2 separate regions of the Mus musculus genome follow, and region 2 is linked to region 1. The links are chromatin contacts, found by Hi-C or POLR2A ChIA-PET in ENCODE. All regions are on one chromosome and are shown on one strand. The core of a region is the stretch at or near the end of the contact, and the rest is flanking DNA. Distances in the headings are between cores, read along the strand shown.

The links. Hi-C counts contacts between places; a loop is a spot of excess contacts on that map. ChIA-PET counts read pairs that join two places held with the same protein, here RNA polymerase II (POLR2A).
Region 2: a loop to region 1 is called in a map of regulatory T cell, with 4 times the contacts of the local background. The contact joins the promoter of Zmiz1 here to the enhancer-like site in region 1. A Hi-C loop is called at or near these places in 7 of 37 maps with a recorded cell type or tissue (Patski, T-helper 1 cell, T-helper 17 cell and 4 more). POLR2A ChIA-PET finds 5 or more read pairs at or near these places in 1 of 5 experiments (Patski).

What each region holds. Positions count from the first base shown.
Region 1 is chr14:25,189,283-25,193,139 of GRCm38, forward strand. Gm32307 (a long non-coding RNA gene) reads right to left here. Exons shown (of 3, transcript XR_874431.2): 2 at 3,417-3,673. Among named protein-coding and RNA genes, the nearest start is that of Gm32307, 7.9 kb to the right of the region's middle. Within about 2 kb of position 1,584, at least 1 of the 3 ENCODE cell types and tissues checked has a DNase peak (open chromatin) inside an H3K27ac peak, as active enhancers do; it is gastrocnemius, where a contact is called at or near this core.
Region 2 is chr14:25,457,067-25,460,536 of GRCm38, forward strand. Zmiz1 (zinc finger, MIZ-type containing 1) reads left to right here and starts at 2,119. Exons shown (of 24, transcript NM_001310666.1): 1 at 2,119-2,490.

The DNA of each region.
Region 1 (3,857 bases), core at 334-2,833:
AGCTGCCAGTAGTGGAGAGTGTCTGGCTCTGTGTGTCTCCTGTATACGTCACTAGGAGTGACTGAGTCCTGTGTACCATGATAACAACTTGAAGGATCTCAAGCCATCCCCAGTAGTCTTCAAACCACGCTCTGCAAGAAAAAGTGTGGGCTTTCTCCAGGAAACAGGCAGGCATGAGTCAGGTAAATGGATTTAAAAGGCACTCCTACACACCCCTGCTGTGTGACCCTGTGTGGGTTACTCAGTCTCTCTGGGCCTGTTTCATCCTATGGTGATTCAGACCTCTTCTACGAATGCTCCAAGCATAGAACTTTCAAGATGACTACTTCAGGAAGCTCACGGTGACGAGAGAGAGAGAGAGAGAGAGAGAGAGAGAGAGAGAGAGAGAGAGACAGAGACAGAGAGACAGAGACAGAGAGACAGAGACAGACAGAGAGAGACAGAGAGACAGAGACAGAGAAAGATTTGTGTCTCCCTGTGCCTACTGTCCCTAACCCCATGCATGCTCCTGGTAAATGGTAATGTTTCTGAGCCACTCTCCTGTGGCAACATTAAGGACTTACTCAGCAGGGAGGTGGTGGTGCACAGCACACCTTTAATCTCAGCATTTGGGAGGCAGAGGCTGGCAGATCTCTGCGCTTGAGGCCAGCCTGGTCTACAGAGAAAGTTCTAGGACAACCAGGGCTACACAGAAAACAAACAAAAAACAGAGAGAGAGAGAGAGAGAGAGAGAGAGAGAGAGAGAGAGAGAGAGAGAGAGAGAGAGAGAGAAAGTCACTCTAGCTTGTAGGACTGTGGCAATTTGGCCAGAAAAGACACAAGCCCGTGCTTTAGACTTGGGATGCGTAGACAGTACACAAAATGAACAGTAAACTGTTCATCAGACGCCCCACATGCCCTGCTATTCACTGGGTTCCATGCTTGCTCAAATACCTGGAACCACAGGTGGAAAGCACCGCGTGCCTTGCCTAGGCTGGGTGAAAAGTAGAACAGAATTTGAACCAAGATGGCCTGTCAGCCTTAAACATGCAGCGGGCCAGTTCTATCACCACCACGTGGCATGCATTCAGCTGCCTGGCCTGCAGAGAAGCTGCCCCTGCACCCAACCCTGGTCCCCCTCAATGTCCCAGCTCTCGTGGAGCTCTCATTACAGCTCCTGCATGCTCTGGTTTGAGCTTTGTCCCTTCCTGACCCACCCTCTGAGTGATGGCCCAATTAGGTCCTCTCTCTGCTTATCCCTTGCTTACTGGTGCTCACTCCAAGGTGCTCAGTAGCACTTTGAGGTGGAGGGGAATGGCCACTTTCCCTCTCTCCTCCTTTGAGTGCAACCCTCCTAGCTCTGTGCTGTGACAGCAAGCTGCAGGTGACTCTGGTGGCCCCAGGAGTCTAGCTCATGAGTGGGCCATGAAGATACTCTGGCCAGCTGCACTTCAGAACCCATGGTGCCCCAATCAACACAAGTGTCCACCTCCTCTCACTCCTCCCTGTCTTGGCCTGGGTGGCATGGCAGTGAGGGAGCCACTGAGCCTTCTTCCTCCAACCCAGCCACCCACTCCTCCTCCAGCCAGCCTCCCATGCCAGCCCTGGCACGGGCATCAGGCGCCGTAAAGGGTAGGCTACTAGCTTAGGATAAAAACCTTCATTCATGACAGCCTCAAACCCCTGGCTCTGGAAAGACAGAGATTTGCTCTGGGTCTGAGCTGTCGCCGGGAGAGGAAAGCCGATCCGATCCACAGAGCGGTGCTCCTTAAAGCGCCTCTGTTCTGCTCACCTGGCAGGCCAGCACAGCAGCCCACTTGTGCCTCTGAAATCCTAGCTGGCCTCTGGCTGGGAGCTTTGGGGACTGCAGGGGAGACACTGGGTAGAGTGTGCCAGGCATGCACACCCAGCCAACTCTACACCCAGCCAGGGCCAAGAGCAAAGAGGAAGGCCAGCAGTAGAATCGACTCCCACAACTGTGTGGGGACCTCAGTCTCTCTCAGTTCTTCTTGGGGTCTAAGTGTTCACTGAAAAACTGCACATGGGGATGATAGGCCATAGGTACTGAGGGCCAAGCAGATGTTTCTTGATTTTTTTTCCCAGTGTGACAAACTTCCTCATAAAAGTCATGAAGCTGTATGCTAATGGGATTCACATCCCCAAATCCTTCAGCTGGCCCCATAGAGATCATTCCCATACATTTCTAACATCTCCCTCCACAGTGGGGGAGAACTAGCCCAAATAGGGACATCAGACACGCCCCCAGGGGGGTGGGACATAGGGAATGATTGAGAGAGAATGGATCATATTTCGCATTTACTTGATTAAAAAATACTTATGACTGTTGGCAGGGTATGTTTTACTGATGAGAGCTATTGAGCTCAGAAAAGCTCCCACTCAGGTTCTTTCTTCTTCCACAGTGGAGAATCATCTAGCTGGGTATACAGTGAGCCTGCAGTTTCCAGCCTCCCGTTCAGCTATATATCATATTGTCTCTAAGCTTTGCCACCAACATGCTAACCAAGAAGTACAGAATCTGAAGGGAAAACTTTGAAACGAATAAACACACTGACTCTTGTGCTTTCCCCTCAACCCTATAAGTGGGGTGCTTCTTAGAGAATGAGGTTCACATTGGTGCAGTCATTTGGGCCATGCAATCAGAGCTGGTTATTGGGGATGGCAGAGCAACAAGATGGCAGAGGTCTGGGTCTCTGACATTCAGGGAGCTACAATACAGTCTGGGACCTTGTACCTGGACTTGTCTCTTTAAGCCACTGTCATTTTGAGTTCTTTTGATAGCACATTTGAAGAAATAACTTAGCTAATTACCTCAGTGTCCTAAACACCAATAGATCCCACTTCTCCTCACCCAGTTTACTGCCTGGAGCCAGTCCCTCCCTCACCCCCCATCCCCCCCCCGTGTGTGTGTGTGTGTGTGTGTGTGTGTGTGTGTGTAGCATGCATGGCCTCCTGAGAGGTCTCTGTGCTGTGGGGCTCTATGCCAAGACCCCATGTTCTATGATGTTTGCGTCCAGCTTTATAGCATATTCTCACACAGCCATGGGGGCAACTGAAAGAAGCTAGGGTGCTCACCTGGGCAGCTCTACCTCATCCTCCCTAGAGCGAAAGCCACCTCATCGCACCAGTGCCCAGTCTGCTTCCCTGCCCCCTGCATCATCTCTATCTACTAACTATCACTGGCAAGCATGCCTAACCCAGAGCCCTTGAGCCACATTGCAGCCAAAGGAACTACAAATACAGCCCCAAAGCTAATTATGAATACCACCCAAAAGAGAATGATAAACATTCTTAAAGGCTCTTGAAAGATTCGTTGTTGTTTTGCAGTTTTGAAGGTGGGCAAAATCAACAATGCATGGTGTGTAGCAAAGTCATTCTACAATGTCAAAAGGTTGGACACCCCCACACGTGCTCTGTACCTTCAGCAGATGTTCCCAGAGGACCAAATCTGTCTTTCCACCTCCTAAGCAGCCAGCTGTGGTCATTCTTCAAGGTCACTCCCTTGGCCAGCATCCCAGCATTGCCTTGTCTGTCCCACAACACTTGGTCCACACTTCTGTGCAGCAGGCAACTTGCATCACTGAGGCCATCTGCATCCCAAGCAGACATAAGCCAAGGCCAAAGAGCCACCTGTGCCTTAGGATCTGGATGCCCTCCATGTCCCCAAGTGTGGAGCCTATGGTGTCGACAAGAAACAGCTTTGGGAAATGAGGGTCAAAAGCAGTGTCCTCCATAAACTCCCACAGGTGATCTAACCCTCATCACCCTGTGCCTCATGAGGACCCCGCAGCTCCACAGCCACACCACCATCTCCTTCATCTGTAAGCCTAACCTAAGAACAACACAGATGGGGGAAGCAA
Region 2 (3,470 bases), core at 869-3,368, 270 kb after region 1:
GGAGTCAGAATTTGCCTCCAGAAAGGTAGCTTCCCCCCCCCCCCCCCGCACCCAGATACCCTTGCCCAATGTCCCTGTGGACCTGAGCTGCAGTCTACCCTCAGGAATTCCAGGCTGAGTTCTCAGCTGCCAGACAGTCACAGCTTTGAGAATGGATTCAAAGCGAGCAAACGCATTTTGCCTTCTTGTCTTGGTGATGGAAGGAGTGATCTCTCTGGCCCTGAAGGAGTTCAAGCCGAGGTCAGATCAGCCAGCCCTCTGAAGGATATTCTAAACTGGGGGTCTGTGATGGGGGGAGCTGTCCGGCCGGCTCCCCTGTCGGCCTGCGGTGCGCTCTGATCACCACCCAGGAGGCTCAGGACTCACGAGTCTGCGTGGCACGTCTGCGCTCCCCTGCGGACCTCGTCAATCAAACTGCCGCCTTGGCGAGGCCAAGACTTCATCCGCCCGCCCCAGGCCCTGAGAAAGACCCCCGCCCGGGCTGCCTGCCCAAACCCGCCCCCAGCGGTGTCATTGTTCTCTGACGTCACGCGGCGGCTCCGCCCCTCTCCCCCCACTTTTCCTCCCCACCTCCGGTTCCCCCGGCTGGCGGCCAAGCAGCCTCCGACGACCCGGCAGTGCAGGGCTCCCCCCGCGGCCCGGCCAGGGCTGCGCCCCCTTGCGCTCTTCCCAACTTGCCTTTGTTATTCCAGCTCCCTTCCTCGCCTCGCCTCCGACACCGTGGCTGCCTGCAAAACGCGGAGCACGGAGTTATCGCCACACCTGGAGTCCCTAGCGGGCTCAGACCCAAGCCTCCCCCGCCTGTCCTGAAGGGGAGCGCGTGCGCGCGCGCGCGCGCGCGCGGGTCCAGCCTAGACGCTTGTTGTCTTTAGGACTACATTACCTCTAATCGAGAGGCGGGTGGGGTTGAGGAAGGGATGTGGAAGAGTAAGGGGAACATGTGTGGTATGTGTACGCGAATGTGAGAGGTAGTGCACGGGGGAATGCCTCGTGTTTTGTTTTGTTTTTAAACGTACCGGGGGTGGTGTACACTATATTTGTGTGTTCAATTGTATGACTCCAGGTGCACGGGCATAACTGGGATGGAAAGTGTGTGTACAAGTGTGTGGAGGGGGTCATGCGTGCTATGAGAAGTATGCGTGCCATGCTGTAAGGTAGGCGCAAACCCGTTTGCCGTTTGTGTAGGAGTTTCTGTGTGAGTGGTAATGGACAAGAGCCAAAGGGAGTGCGCACTTGGATACACTTGGGGGCCGGTCTGTGAGGGGAACCTCCGCAAGTGAGCGCACCTAACTGCTTCGTGAGTGCTCTTCGCCACTGTAGGAGTGGAGCCCAGCCCTGGGCTGTGGGCTTGGTTGGGTTATTTCCACCTCTGCAAAGCGGGAGCGCTCGGCTCTCAGCGCCCCAGGCGCTCCCTACCAGGCACTAAGGCGTCCTTGCTCTTAACTTCAAGTAGTAGTGGGTATTTATGGTTCTCGCTGCACCTCTCGCTCTTTCTCAAGATGTCAATGGAGGCGCACTTTAGTCTCCCCTGCGTCACCGGTGGTAGTGAAGGTTAGGGTCCTCTCACCCTCTCTCACCCTGTTTTAGGAATAATCCCAAAATCTACATGGAAGTTTCGCACACAGTGTCTCATTAGCAATCCAGTCACCCCAATTCAGATAGCTGACAGCACCTGAGGTCTCAGTGCACTCCTGCAGGGGACCAGTAGGAAGCGGGGTACGCCTTCTGGAAGTAATTTTGCTCCTACCAATGTGATCCCTTCCTAGGCACATCAGTCTCTCCGCTCCAAACTTATGGGATGCGGAGAGGGGGGCGTTAAAGAGCAGCGAAGGGAGGCGAGAAGAGGGACGAGAGTGAACGAGCAGCAGAGGAGGGTGAGGGTGGCGCGGTGCCTAACAGGGTTCGGAAAAGAGCTGAGACCTGGGAACGGAGAAGAAAGGGAGGAAAAGAAGGGAAAGGAGAGAGGCGGAAAGGAAAGGAAAAGAGAAAAGGAGAGCGCAGCGAGCGCGCAGATGGAGAGCGAACCAAGGCAAGCAGAGCTGCGCGCCGGAGGCGCGGCACTCCGCTCCCGCCGTGACTCCGTGCCGGCTTTTGCGGGAGGCCGGCGGCGCGGGGCCCTTTGGAAATAGAATAGCCAATGTAATCTGACACTTCAACTTGCTCGGCTCCGGGCGAGTTGATTCACTTACTCACCCCCTAACGCCGAGTTCCTTTTCACTGTCTGTGGACATTAAAAAAGCGAGCGGCGGCGGCGGCGGGCGCCCGGGAGAGCAAGCTGCCGGCCGGGCGAGCAGCGATCCGGCTGCAGAGCAAGCGAGCAGCGCCCGCGCAGCGCGCTGACCCTAGCCCCGGCCGGTGAGGAGCCGGAGCCGGAGTCGGAGCCGAGTGGATTTCCGCGCTCTCGCTGCGCTCCTCCCGGCTCCAGCCTGCCCTACACGGCGGTGGCGGCGGCGCGTCCTCCAGCGGTGGCAGTGGTGCTCGCAGCGCCCGGTAAGTTTGGGGACAGAGCCAAGCGCCCGTTAACACCGAGGCTTCCACCCGCTCCCGGCGGATCATCGGGGTGCGAGCGCCGTGTACTATACTAGGGCTTTCCTCTTAAAGGTTTAGCTCTGGCCGGGCGAAAGAAGCCAGCCGTGCAGGCTCGGCCCGCTGCTCTGGCCGCCGGGGGCGGAGGCTCTGGCCACCAGCGAGCGCCCAGCTTGTGTAGAGCGGCTCCGGATGAGCGCGGGGACCCGGGGTTCTTCGGGTGTACGGGGCGCCGGTGCGGTTGTGCGCTCGGACTCGGTGCCCGCCTCCTGCCGGCGCGCCTCCCAGCCGTCGCTCCGATCAGTCGGGAGCCAGCCGGGATACGGATTCGGAGGAGGGAGGAGAGGACCCGGGAAGGACTGGCTGCTTCTCCCTTGCCTCTTTTGGAAAGATGTGAAGTTGTGCTCCTGTGTGCGTAGGAGAACCTCCGGGAAGGCGCTGGATTCTAGGGTGGCAAGGGTTGGTGGTGTTAAGTTGTGCCTCCGAATTTCTATGGAGAACACACTTTTGTACATGGGAGATGGGGGCGCGGTTAAGTTGTTTTGGGGGGAGAATAGCCCAGGGAAACGCGGCGCGTGGCTGAAGCAGGACACGTTGAAGAGATGTGTCGAGGCTTCTCGTTCGGGCTTCGGAAGCCGAAGGGGCTTTCAGGCCAACGCCTGGCCGGGGCTGCCCCAGTCGGGAGGCGAGCCCAAGGGGAAGATGTGTCTGTGTGTGTGTGCGCGCGCGTTGCAAATACGAAAGTAATTTCCCCGTGTTCTTTCTTCCTCTCTGTCTCCGGCGGCGGTGGCCCCGGGGGAGTGGGAGGCCGACCCGGGAGGAGATTGAGGGGCCGGGCCGGAGCTGAAGCTCGGTCCGGATTGTGGGAGGGAAGCTCAGAAAGCTTGTTTCACATTCCTGGCGTCAGGGCCAGGGAGAAAACAGTGGGGAGCACGGCCTCGGTG